Linked DNA regions of Homo sapiens: region 1 is linked to region 2. A link is a loop called in an ENCODE intact Hi-C map of the cell type or tissue named here. Cell type or tissue: A673. All regions are shown on one strand. Each heading gives the region's core, and the rest is flanking DNA. Links, peaks and the distances in the headings are about the cores only.

Region 1 (6,936 bases), core at 1,237-6,236, 960 kb before region 2:
AGTTGTCTCCCCGCTGCCCCCACTATGGGGAATGGAGATATGACATCCTGGAACTCAGTTCCATCCAACCCAATTTCTTCAGGCCTAGCCAGGGTCCAGGCTCCAGAGCTAGGCCTGCGGGGTCCAGTCAACTCAAAGACCTGGAATCTCAGACAGACGCTGCTCACTCACTGACTGAACTGCTCGGGGACACCACTAGCATTTAAGTCACGGCTACCTCATTATGAGTTGCTTATGCTGGGCTGCAGTGTAGCTTTCCTTTGGATTAGAAACCCCATGAAGACAAGACTGCACACAGAAAGAGGTGCACTTCAGAACTAAAGTGCACCTCTTCCTGTTTCGCCTGCAAAGAAAGGGAACTTTCTTTTCCCTCCATTTTTTAATTTGCACAGTATTGGTTTCCATCTTAGAATTTGCAACTGTTTTAGCCTCAGAATAGTCTTGTACTCCTTGAAGTCCCTGGAGGTTTCCCAGAGCCTAATCCTCCTCCTCCTCAGTTGGTAACTGGGACCTGAGATTTGTTTCATGGAGTCTGTGATAGAACTTACATGAATGTGTTGATGTCTATGCTCCAGAATCATTCCAGAGCAATGGCCCGGGCCACTGAGTTTCAGGTAGCAGGACAGGTGGTCCTGGGGAGGGTGACAGGCCCTTCAGCTCACACCTCTTCAAATAAGTGGCTCCTCAGGTTGCCCTCCACACATCTTTCTCAATGGCGTCATTTTCTTTCCAGTGACAGTGACAGGGACTGGGAACCTGGGAGCTTCTCAGCATCTCCTTTTCACACTCTGCCTCTGAGCAGCTGGGAATCCTTACCCCTCCAATCTCCTGACTGCTCATCTCCCTGGAGCCAGGACCCTGAATCAGTATTCACGGCCTGTTAGTGGCTTGCAAGGCAGAGCAGACAGATGGACGTGCTCGGGAAGCCTATTGATCAGCCCTTGGTGTGACCTGCCCAGACCTGGTTCTGTTTCAAGCACTGATCACGTGGACAAGGTATGTGCAAGGCCCAGAAAACACCAAAGGGCAAGTGTGAGGCGCTGGATCAAGTCCCTTGAGGAGAGCAGGGCCAGGCGGGCTCTGGCCAGAGCCCCACCCCACGCTGTCTTGGGGTGTCTCACTGGCTCACAGGAACCTCCTGGGCAGGAAATGTCTGTGTTTGACCCTGCAGGCCTGGCCCTGGAGCTTGGACCCTGGTAGGGCCTGAAGGAATTAGGTTGGATTGAACTGGGTTCCAGGACCTCACATCTCCATTTCCCATAGTTGGGGGGCAGGGAGGAGACCCCTGGTTCTGGAGCGTCAGATCTGCAAGGCCTCGGACCTCTGGCTCAACACCCCCTTGAGAGGCTTCTGGCCTCCTGGCTCTGCTGGAGAAGGCATGGCCTGTGGACCTCCTGCATTCCCGAGGCAGGCTGCGTGGCTAGCATTTGGAGGCTGGCAGAGACTGGCTGATTCCTAACCAAAGATGCTGTTGGTGTCTTCTGATGGAATGTGACTTTCTTTGCCTAGTAGGTGTTATTCACAGGGATCCTTTAGTTAAGCAAATTTGCCTAGGCCCCCTGTTGGGTCGTATTTTTCTTTTTTCTTTTTTTTCCTTTCTTTTTTTTTTGTTTCAGGAGTCCTTAATTCCTCTCAGCACCATTTGAGATGAGCAACTACACAAGACAAAGACGAAAGGCTTTTTCAGCTCAAAAATCCTGTGATTCTTTGATTCTAAGAAGAGATTTTCTTACAAGGAGTTTGCCTAAGGTAAGAGAATTCTGACTGCCCACAGTATTAGTCACTAAGGGGTTTCCTGGGCAGGCTGGGCCCCCACTGGGACCCCACACATTAGCTCTTTTTGGGAGGGAGGCCTGTTCTTAAACTTCCTCAACACCTTCCTTCCCACAGTGTCCACACGGCTTGTGTCTCCTCCCAGCAGCCGGCCTGCTGGTGTGTGTGCTGTGTGTGGAGAGTGGCCTTAGGCCTGTGTTGTGAGTGATGTCTGCAGAGCATGGGGTTGATTTGGAAGAAGGTGTGATCCGAAGTTGTGTTTGACCTGAGCTCCTGTCACCCCTGAAGGCAGCAGAGGATCTCCTGTCAGTGACCCAGGAGGACAGCTTTCTGAAGGACATTCTGCCCATTGCACAGAGGGGCTTTTGTGATTGGTTTGCCCAGATGTGACTTTTTCCCCTACCTTTGAAGGCCTAGATTGGGTTTCCCATTTCTTGGCCCTTTGGAAAGGCCAATGGCTCCCTGTCTGACAGGCTGCCCTGAGCAGCAGGTGCTCCATTTAGACCCAGGCTGCCCCAATCCCAGCTCTGATCTGACTCTCAGCTCTGAGGCTCCATTGAGTCCCTGGGCCTCAGGGACCCTGTTCAGGCTTTGCTGATGGTGGCATCAAGTGACCTCCGAGCCACCTCCACGTTGGCTCAGACTGAGGAAACTGGTGATCTTGTCTTGCTGTTTGCAATACTTGAAGACAAAAACAGAACTTGTGCTGCATTCTCAAGAAAGAAGAGACAACTGTTCCTGTACCTCACTCTTGTAGATATCTGTATGAAGAAGCAGTGATGGGTGCATGCAAGCTAGGGAGCATCAAGGCTCCCACTGCGTGGGCGCCAGCTGACCCCTGACCTCGTTTTCATCTGTTGCTCTGGTCATGGCTCTGAGATCTGGGCAACCTGAGCCAGCTTGTGCATTCCTTACCCTTGTGCTTTTGCACTATCCATCCCTGTCCCCTAGAACTCCCTCCAGTACAGTCTGCTCCACCCCATCCCATCCCATCCCATCCCATGCCATCCCATCCCCTCACCTCACTCCATCCTACCCCATCCTACCACATCCCACCCCATCCCATTCCATCCCAGCCCACACCACCCCACCCCACCCCACCCCATCCCACCTCACCCCATCCCATTGCCTCATCCCACCCCATCCCATCACATCTCACCTTACCCCATCCCATCCCATCCCATCCCATCCAATCCCATCCCATCCAATCCCATCCCATCCCATCCCACCCCACCCCATCCCATCCCATCCTACCCCATCCCACCCTACCCCATCCCATCACCCCATCCCTCCCTATCCCAGATTTCCCATCCCATCCTACCCCAGGGCATCCCATCCCATCCCATCCTGCCCCATACCAGCCCTTCCCACCCTATCCCACCCCATCCCATCCCATCCCATCCCACCCCATCTCACCCCATCCCACCCCATCCAAAGGTATGTATTCTTGGGCTGCTACTGAACCTCTTAGCTTCTGTCTTCTCACCTATAAAAGGCGAATTGGCAAGGTCATCCCCTTTGGCAGGTAAGTAAATGCGGAGGACATAGTCCACGTTAAATAAATGACAGCGACTGCTGTTTCACTGGTTGTCATGCCCATGAGCAAGTCAGTACCTGTTCTCCCCACCAAGGACAAGCTAACCCTGCTACCCAGGTCCTGCTCGTGTCCTGAGCTCCTCCTCATACGTGCCACCAGACTTGGTTTTGTATCCTACCTGGGCTTCAGGAGAGAGAATTAAAAAAATCAAATTAGGTAAAATTGGAGTTAAATGATAATGATAACTTCTCAGCTACTTCAACCTCAGTTTCTGCCCTTTTTGAACTTGCCAAGCAGTGGAGGTATCTTAACAGGCCCGTTCTGTGACTGTTACCACTGTTCCCATTTTAATGCAGCTATTTGTGTACTAGGTACCTCTCTCCCATGAAGCTGTGAACTACTTAAAGCACAATAAAGAAAGGAAAGAAGGAAGGAAGGAAGGAAGGAAGGAAGAAAGGAAGGAAGGAAACAAGGCAGGCAGGAAGGAATAATTAATGAATAATACTGCATTCAGGAAACTAGACCCAGTATTTTCAAAGTGACTCATACCCAGCCATCCTCTCCTTTGCCAGTTAGCATTGATAATCTCCAATTGCTCAACCACTTGTTTCTTTTAATTTTAACAATCTTACAGCTGAAGCTATCTAAGATTTATTCAGGAGAATATATTTTGTAACACCTCCTTTTTCCTGTAAACATTGAAGGAAGGTTCGTGATATGGACCCTTGGCTGAAATTTGAAGGTGAAAAAGGACGGCTCCGTTCCTATTTATGGTGTGGGAGTGACTTTCCTTCACCACTAGCCTGGGTGAAGTTTAATGACTGACCAAGAGGGAAGTAATTCATTCTTCCTGTCATCCTATTTTATTCCCCTGCCCCTCACCTTGTGCTCTCTTTTCCTGCTCAGCTCCTATTCTGATCTTTCTTTGTCAAGGATGTTTCTCATGATTAAGTGCTTATATCTTCTTCTCCCCAGCATATTTGTTTGGATAGATTTAGGACAGATAAAATTGCTGAAAATTGCCTGGTTTCTGTTTTCTCTAGAGAGAAAACCCTGAAAGATTTTTAGCTAATGGCATTAGACCAGTTTCGATCACTGTAAGATTCTCTGGCTTTAGTTCTATAACCCTCCAGAAGTCTAGATCTTTTTGATATTAAAGAAAACATGCACACTTTGAGTGAGCTACTGAGTTCCATCGAATTGTTTCCATTTTACAGAGACTAAGGACAGGGGACCACTGGGAAGGCACATAAGGAAACAAAAGGGACTTTGACCCAGAGACTGGACCCTGAGTCTATATGAAATAGGAGGTGATGGTGTTACTAAGAATTTCTTGCTTTGAGCTAGTTTCATTCTGGGTGAAGTCTGTACTTGAAGTTCCTCTCCTAACCTAACGATGGTTGCAGGTGGGGCCAAAGTTAATGGAGAACCTGGACTAACAGCCTCACCACCTTGGATCACTTTCAGTAACCACCAGGCCTACCTGGAAGTGCAACTCTGGGTCATGTGGAAGTGAAAACTGCAGTGGTAGGCATCCAGTGTCTATTCTGGGGGCTCTGACTTGGTTCTCCGCTCACCTATCTGAAGGGCTGGCTTGGCATGGACTTATTTAGTGTCTTTCTTTATGGAACTCAAAAAGCCTTTATATGTAGCCTTATCTTTCAGTTGTCCCAAGAAGCTCTATTGGCATTAGAAGCAAAGATATCTGCAACTGAAGTTTTCCATAACTTGCATTTTTGTCCCAAGTTTTATGGCCCTTGGCAGAACGTCACTGAGTCCTGGTCTTATGGCCAGAATACCTGAGTCTTAAAATCTGAGACCAGGGGCTTCTGATCAGATGGGCCTGGGCCCCTGGCTCAAATCTTACCTGCTTTACCAGCAATAGATGGCAATTCCTGCCCCCTTTCTCCTCTGTCCTTCAGAAAGGGCAGGAGCTGAAGTTGAAAGAGCTGAAAAGCTATAAAGAGTTGTCAACTGCTTTTTTTCCAATTCTGGTTTTTAAATTATCTCTTATGAGGTCCAGTTAAAACATAATGCAGGTTCAGTCAATTCCGCTTCTAAATCTCAGCCATGAAGGAACTGGGAAGGTGCTCAATAGCCACTATTAACAGTTGTTCCTTACAACCACATGGCAGCACTGTTGAAGATCTGTCCTGCACAGCCCGGTGAACACACATCCATTGTATTGATGCCCTTGTTTTCTCCATTTCTGCACAAGCTGAGATTGTGGTCTATGTGTGGCCTCCCAGGGTACAGTTCCCACAGTTCATACAGATAGGCTTAGCCAAGCTTTCCCTGCCACAGGACACAGTGCTTGGGTGGCTATGTTTAGGAGTTACCAGCACAAGCTATGCTGGGAGCAGCCCTTCTCAACAAGACTTCAGGCCTTGTATTGAGTCCAAGCCAGCAAATAAACTCTCAGTGACTTCCTGCTCAATTCCTCTTGGGAATCTTGGGACAGGGACACTATTAGTCTTGACAGATTCTCAATTTTGAATGTCTGGGTCTGTCTTTTTTTTCCTAATAGGCTTTTGGCTTCTTCTACAAATTTTTCAACTCCCATCTTCTGTGGCCAGTTCTTCATACCCAGGGGAGGAGATATTTGCTTTTGTTCTAATATAAAATGTTCATTAGATCACCAACCCCTATCCATCACTGCAGCCACACTTACACAACACTTCTTTGTCAGAATGGATGTATGAAGTTGCTTCAAAACCCATCTTCTTCGTTCAATGAAGAGTTAAGTGGTTGGTGAGGAGCAAATAGTTTTTGGCATTCAGCTACGAAAGACTCACAACCACTTTAAAAACTTTTTATTTTTAATTTTTTTGAGATGGAGTCTCACTCACTCTGTTGCCCAGGCTGCAGTGCAGTGGTGCAATCTCGGCTCACTGCAATCTCCACCTCCTGGCTTCAAGTGATTCTCCTGCCTCAGCCTCCCTGAGTAGCTGGGATTACAGGTGTGTGCCACCACTCCCAGCTAAATTTTTGTGTTTTTATTAGAGATGGATTTCACCATTTTGGCCAGGCTGGTCTTGAACTCTTGATCTCAAGTGAACCACCCGCCTTGGCCTCCCAAAGTGCTGGGATTACAGGTGTGAGCCACTGCACCTGGCCACAACCATTTAGAAAATGGTTTGAATATAGCATTCATGATCTGTGGGCTATGGAAACCTTAATCTCACTACAAACTATTCAATATAAGAAAGTCTCACTAGTTGTCTGGGTGGGGTGGTTTATGCCTGTAATACCAGCACTTTGGGAGGCCGAAGCAGGTGGATCGTCTGAGGTCAGGAGTTCGAGACGAGCTTGGCTAACATGGTGAAACCCCCGTTTCTACTAAAAATACAAAAAATTAGCCAGGCGAGGTGCTGCACGCCTGTAATCCCAGCTACTTAGGAAGCTGAAGCAGGAGAATCACTTGAACCCGGGAGGTGGAGCCAAGATTGCATCATTGCACTCCAGCTTGGGCAATGAGCGAAACTCCATCTCAAAAAAAAAAAAAAAAAAAAGAAAATCTCACAGGTAATTTACTGGTACATTGACCTATAGTTCTAAAATTCGAAAAGTGGTTTCTAAAATGTAAGCAATTTATTTCAGAAAAATAAATTCTTCAAAATTTGGGG
Region 2 (6,936 bases), core at 907-5,906:
TGCCCACAGTGACCTCCTCCCTAGGGCGCATGAAGCCCTTGCACCCCGCGCTTAGTCTCCAGCCCACGCTGCTCTGTGACACGGCTGGGGTCTCCACCTCACTCTCTGTGTCAGGGTGTGCACTTCCTTCTCCCTTTGGGTCCCCTTGCTCTCTGAACAGTCCTTAAAAGCACGCTCAGTCCCCTCCTGCCGCTCTTGCTGAGTCCCAGCCTCAGGGCTCCACGTAGAATCAGGCAACCCCTGCTGGTCTGTCTTTCTGTTGACTTTTGACAAGCCTCCACCATGGTTCCTATCACTAATCAACTGTGTGTCCACCACCCAGCCTTCCTCAGACCTTGTGCAGTCTGCTAGGAATCCGCACGCCACCACCCTGACCTTAGGGAGTTGGCAGAGGAGGGCAAATGCAACTATCTGGTGACCTAATCGAGGCAGGGGCCACCCAGGGCAGTCTCTTTAGGACAGTGGAGAAAAGAGAAATACAACTGTTTACTGCCTGGCTGCAGCACCCTGCGCTGTATCCTTTCAGGACGCCTGTAACACCCCTGGCTTACCTGCAGTAGACAATTCACCGTGTTGTTCCTTCTAGACTGCAATATGGGGCATGTCATTTTTGTGTCCGACACTCCCTTTAAACCTGCTTGGTGGGCTAGTTCCTCCTTTTGTCCCTAGATGAAATTTAAGGTAGGCTTCAATACTTTTTTGTTGTTGTTTTTTTGGACATGTAAAAAATCAGGTTACTTGATATCACAAAAACAATATAGCAGATAAGTAACAGTTCATTCCCATGTATTAATCCAACTTGAAAACTTGATTGAAGCTGAGACTTCTTTCTCCAACCACACCTGAAGCCTTGGTTGGCTTCTTCAGCCCCTCTCTGCCTAGGGCTGCTAAGGTCCTCTGCTCTGCTATGACTGTAATACCTGACTCCACCAGAACTGGGATTTGGAACACTAGGGAGTTGAGAGTTCTTACTTGACAACTTCCGTGCTCAGTGGGCATCCACACACGGGGCAGCAGGTGTGTAAAGGGACTCTTCCTCTCTTGGGATGCTTTTGTGGGGTCTCCCAGTCTCCCCTTACCACGGAGGGTGAACACTCGGAGTTCCCTTGATGTGGGAATGCAGCTTTTGTGTATCAATCAGAATCCAGACTGGAAAGCAGAAACATACTGGTTATCTTAACAGAGAGAATTGAATTTAGGGAAGGGGTTAGACAGGCATAGCAAGAAATGACCTGCTCGAAGTCTGGGGGAACAAAGGAAAGAAGTTGTGTTGGGAGAATCTGGGAGCTGAGAGGAGCCTCACAGAGCCAAGCCCCACAGGAATGGAATGTGTGCTGCTGCTGGTGCTGATAGTTCTAGGATCTGGAGAAGTCAGGGAGCTGGGACTCAGCTTCTGATGTGGGAGTGCTATTGAGGAGGGAGAATGGTTATAGAAATGTTAAAAAACCCAGACACTGAACTGAAATCCGACTCAAGAAGCACTACAGGGCAAGCGGTATTGCTCGGATGCTGCTGGCATAAGCAGTGCGCAAAGAGAAGGGTGGTGTCCCCTTTCCCTCCTCCAGCCTTACTGTTTCCCTTAGTAGCACATAGGCAGAACTGATCAGGGAGCCCTGGCAAAGGGGAAAGGTGGTTTGGCCTCTCCCAGCCTTCCCACCGTGACAAGGCTAAGCAGTGAAGGTTGAGTTTGGAGCTGAGAAACTAGCTTAATAATCAGAGCACCATGCCTGGTGGTCACTTATTTCCTTCCTCAGAACCTCGGCATCTGGGTATGCTTTGATCAAGGTCTTCTTGCCCTAGTAAGGGTCTCTCTTTGACGGGAGTTACTCTAGCACACTTTTGCTCCCGTGTTCATGGCTCACGTCTGTTCCGCGGGGAAAAATCCCACGTGCTTCCTCAAAGGTCAGCCTCCTCCACTCAGCGGTCCCACGGCTGCCTCCCACTTCTCACCCTCCCAGTATTTGCGGAGCGAGCCAGACGTGACTTCACTGTGTCCACCAAAATACAACCACAATATCTGGCTCGTGAGTGATTTCTTTAAAGTGCCTTTTCTTTGACTGGGGATGACAAGGGAGAGCATCTTCATTCTTTGTAGTTCATCAAAACTCATCTGAGGAAAATCTTGCTCCAGCTCTGGCTTCCTTCAAACCTTTCATATCATCAGATGGGTGAGGGGTGATGAGCTGTGCAATTGGTCTTCTCTTCCTCTTTCTAAATCCAGCCTCAAGATCTTGCACCTCGTTGTGGAGTAAGACATCTGTTGATTTATTAGTTCCTCAACTGAAATTTCCATTTTATCATTCTGTTAAATTTTAATTAATAAATTCCAAATTAGAGGAAAATATTATATGTCTTACAAAAATGCCATTTATACCTTCTCTTCCTTACCATGTATGAAGCTTTATCAAGATAACAAAAAGGAAAAGACATCATCGTTTCCCATGGTGTTTTTGTGACCTAAAGGGAAAGTAGAAATACAAAGAAATCATTAGAATGCAGGATGCGCAAAGTTGGGAGGAGCTATGTGGAAGAATGCACAGATGAAGGAACTTTGGAGTTAGGTTTTAAACAAAAAATTTGCTGGCTAGAGAAAGAGCTACAGGGAGCTAGAGAAAGAGCTACGTCCGTCCCTGTCTTTCCAGGCAGGGATGGGAGTACTTACAATGACTTGGGGCTGTAAAATAGAAGATGTCAAAGGCAAAGAAGAAATATGACAGTGATTCCACTGCACTCGGTCATATATACCAAGCAGCTTGCTTGGGTTTTGGAGGTAATGATGAACTAAAATCAAGTCTTGATGACTCACTGGGTGTGATAATTGAGGGGCAAAAAAAGTCAAATAAATCACGAAAATATTTTATATCACAAAATTGGCTTTATAGCCTTGCCAATGGCTAGATATTAGGGAGATTGGAAGGCTGGTGATAAGATGTCCCAGATGATGGGTCTGTGATGCCTGTGGGGCCTGTGGGTGGAGACATTCAGCATCAGTGCGATAAGTCCAGAAGTCCGGTGAGAGCCCAGGCTGAAAGGAGAGCTGGACACATTGCCTCACCGCTTTCAGTTTGCTTTGCTCTCCATCTCATGACACAAAGCCATGAAAAAATGGGTATTCGAATATGACTTTTGAAACCACTGATACATAAAATAGACACATCTCTTATGTGCATGCTCATTTGAAATAAAGCTGCATAGGTGATAGATAAACCTTAGAATATTTGGTCCAAATGGATATTTAAGAGACCACTGAGGAAGACTATTTCTAAAGACATTTCACCTCTCCCCACCCCAAGCAACACCTTAATTACAGCCACACAAAAATGCATTCAAAATCCAAATTTTGTTGCAACACAGTGCCATCTAGTGTTCAATCCGACTAATACCAAGAGACAATTCCCCAGGGATGCATTGAAGCTCATTCGGACTGAAAACCTGACCCGGGTGTTAAAGGAAAAGTTTTAGATGAAAAGCAAAGTCTCATTGTCTAGTCTTCCTTCTAGTGAGTGGTAATGCTCTGTATGTGTTTAGACATAAAGAAGCAGATGTGTTCATCAAGTTTGATTCGGAAGTCGTGCTTTTAACCTAGAGCCATGCACCTTCCTCATCTGATGAAAGTCTTCCTGGCATATTTGCTTTTGAATAAGATTTTTAGTTAATTATAATATAATTATTAGAATTTGGATTATCCATTTTAATTATAGTCATTAAAATTTTATGTAAATATAATTACCCCAAATATTATGTTGGCTTGAAATTGCAAGATTGGTTTGCAGATAGTTGTATTCTCAACTGCTAGACTCAGAAGGGCAGAGGCAAGAAACGTACCTATTTGTCTTAGCGGATTTTCACATCTGGAACAGCATTGCAGAAGTGTGTAGCTTGGTGTGGGAGCCTTCCCCAGGACGAGCGTAACCTGTGTTCTTGCCCCAGTGTTGTCATTAACCTGCCGTATGACCTACAGCAAGACGCTTAAGCCTGTGAGCCGTGTCTGTAACTTAGGAATAAAACAGGGTGATCTTTCTCATGTGCTTACCATAAACTCGATGATATGCTTCCTTTATTTTATTTTGTCAATCTTCACTACTTCACTTTGCTATACATGTTATGTTCCTTGTTTTATAAATGAAGAAATTAAATTCAGAGAGGAGAAAGTGAATATGCAGGCGGTCAGCTTGTCCGTGGCAGACCTGGTGGGGTGAGCCAGGGTGACCTGTGTCCAAGGGGACCCTGTCTTTGTATGCATCGCAGATATCATATACATCGCATCATTTAAATTCGAGGTACAGTAAAGCATCATTCAGTAGAGCCTGAAAGTTTCTTCACAGAAGCAAATGTTAAGAGGATTTCATAGATCTACCCCTATCTATGTCTATTTCTGTATCTCTATCTGCCTCTATTTCTATTGATTATCATTTACCAAGCTAGGCATCTACCTATCTACGTATTATCTCTGCCCACATTCATCTATCTATTCGTCTATAAGCTATATCTGTATTATATAGCTATCGATCTGTTTATCTGCTTATCTATCCATCTATCTATCATCTGCCTATCCCCAAGAAGCAATTGGTTCAAGGAAAAATATGTTATTAATAGTGATGCCAACATTAGATGATTTGGGTTTGGCAGTCTCCGCAAAGGAATGCTAATCTTAAGAACTTTATTTAAATACCCCATTTCATGTTTCAGCTCATGGCAACCTTACAGTTTAGATATTGATATTTACTACTGTCCAGATAAAAGGCTGATAATACCTGCTTTCTAACTTTCCTGTGATAGAATTCTGTCTGGAATTAAAATAAAATCAAGCTGTTATTCTTCAAGACCTCACGTTAGTAAAGGTTTTTATGAGTTTGTACTACCCAACTTTTGTGACTGTGAAGGGAGTGGGTTTTCTCATGTGCTGCTGGTGTGGGTATAAATGGGGCAGCCTGAGAGTAGAAATCTGATGTTATTGTTCGTGTCTGCAAATCTGCATCCCCTGTCTCAACAGTCTGACTTTTTATTCTACAATTTTTTTCTACTCATGCAAGTACAAATACTTGTATTCACTGCATTATTTATTGCAGTATTTAAAATACTAACTTTGAAGACAATGCGATTGCCCAGCCAAAGAATAATATTAAATAATGTAGAGTCCATCCATATAACACCATGCAATCTATGTAACTGTTACAAAATTATGCTATATTTGTGTGTACCGTCATATAAGGAGATCTAAGACATAATCTTCAGTGAAAAACTGCAAGTTGCAAACCTATATATTGAAAGCATATGTGCATGTGTGTTAACCACATTTACAGAGTGGTTATTATGTTCCAGACATTGGTCATAGAAGTTTACAAATATTAACTCATTTAATTATCATAATAGCACTATGAAGAAGGAGCCATCATTAATCCTCTAGATAAGGAAACTGTGACGTGGAAATGTTAAATAACTTGCCAAATGTACCTCTCTCTCTCTCTCTCTTTCTCTCTCTCTCTCTTTGTCCCTCTCCCTGTCCCTCTTCCTACCTCTGTCTCTACTTCCACATTCGCGTATGCAATGGTGTCTACATAGGTAGCAACATTTTTTCTTTTCTTTTCTTTTTTGAAATGGAGTTTTGTTCTTGTTGCCCAGGCTGAAGTGCAATGGCATGATCTCGGCTCACCATAATCTGTGCCTCCCGGGTTCAAGCAATTCTCCTGCCTCAGCCTCCCAAGTAGCTAGGATTACAGGCATGTGCCACCATGCCTAGCTAATTTTTGTATTTTTAGTAGAGATGGGGTTTCTCCATGTTGGTCAGGCTGGTCTTGAACTCCTGACCTCAGGTGATCCTGCTGCCTCAGCCTCCCAAAGTGCTGGGATTACAGACGTGAGCCACCATGCCTGGCCTCGAAGGTAGCAACCTTTTAGTCAGTTAACTAGTTAACCTAGGAGAGTGAGATGAATTGAGATGGAAGGAAACATTTATTCCTCTATATATCTGGAAGTTGCTTATTTCAGATATATAAACAAATGAGTGTCATCTTCCCTCTCTGGTGTGGGATACTGGGTCTGTACTGAGCAACTTTCCCAGGTCCTTCAGCAGATCTGAGGCAGCTTGTGAAGGTGGAGGTTGTGTACCCCTCCCAAAATCTGGACTAGAAACAAAAGCAGTCGGCATTTGAAACCTTCCAGACAGCATGCCAACTTTGCCATCTGCTCGCCCAGTAGACAACGTGCGTAGGTCTTCCTTCCAATACTAGATCAGAACCCTGAGCTCTTCCAGAGCTTTCTTTCAACTACCTTCTCTGTTGTGTGTATCAAAAGCTAGACTTGGACAAGGAGATTTTAAGAAAACTAACCCCAGTCACTAGTTCTCCAATCATTCAGAGCTGTGAGAATGATTTGGAAAGTTTTTCTAAAAAATAAAATAAAATACACATTCCCATGTTCAATCTTCCATTCAAATTCAGTTAAATTAAGATAAGACCCCAGAATCAATATTTTTGGAACGTTTCCCAGGTGACACTGAAGGGCAGTCAAGTTTAAGAACCAAATGATGCTGTGAACTACATGATGTGTAGGAAGGTTCTAGTTCAAAGAAACTGGCTTTTTATAAAAGACGTAAGGGGCCTATGAGGCCTATGGGGTCTATCTGAAGGAAGAGAAATAACCATGACCTGGAGATACATAGAACAATTCCCAGATCCCTAACAAAATGGCCTGGTAGAAGAGCAGGATGTAGGGTCCCATGAAAGCAGGCTAGGGAGCGAAACAAAGTCGGGACAGTAGGCAACAATTCAAGCTTCACATAAAGGGTAACCATAACTGGTAAAGTGAAGGTTACTTCGGACCCAGCGCTTACCTCCAGTGAGATGAGAATCAGTGCATGGGCATTTTGACTCACTGTAGGACGCTGTGGTTTAGGATCCCTTTGTCCAAATTTAGGAAGATGGATGTCAAACTGGG

Evidence for each region. Hi-C counts contacts between places; a loop is a spot of excess contacts. Peaks named below come from ENCODE experiments on the same cell type or tissue, not always from the same donor. Only the 100,000 strongest peaks of a DNase experiment are listed, where the experiment ranks them.
Region 1: a loop joins it to region 2, with 4 times the contacts of the local background. A loop is called at or near these places in 2 of 110 quality-filtered maps.

Annotation. Positions count from the first base shown.
Region 1 is chr2:8,386,766-8,393,701 of GRCh38, reverse strand. No RefSeq gene overlaps it. Among named protein-coding and RNA genes, the nearest start is that of LINC00299, 62 kb to the right of the region's middle. RefSeq lists an enhancer at 533-1,078. In A673, for the core only: no CTCF peak of the experiment used is centred there; a DNase peak (open chromatin) is centred at 3,861; H3K4me3 peaks cover 480 bases; H3K27ac peaks cover 4,646 bases.
Region 2 is chr2:7,423,909-7,430,844 of GRCh38, reverse strand. It overlaps LOC100506274 (a long non-coding RNA gene), which reads right to left. Exons shown (of 6, transcript NR_038432.1): 2 at 3,826-3,994; 3 at 2,389-2,457; 4 at 552-665. Among named protein-coding and RNA genes, the nearest start is that of LINC01871, 300 kb to the left of the region's middle. RefSeq lists enhancers at 1-25, 26-759. In A673, for the core only: CTCF peaks have their summits at 3,163 and 3,368 (motif pointing left); a DNase peak (open chromatin) is centred at 3,374.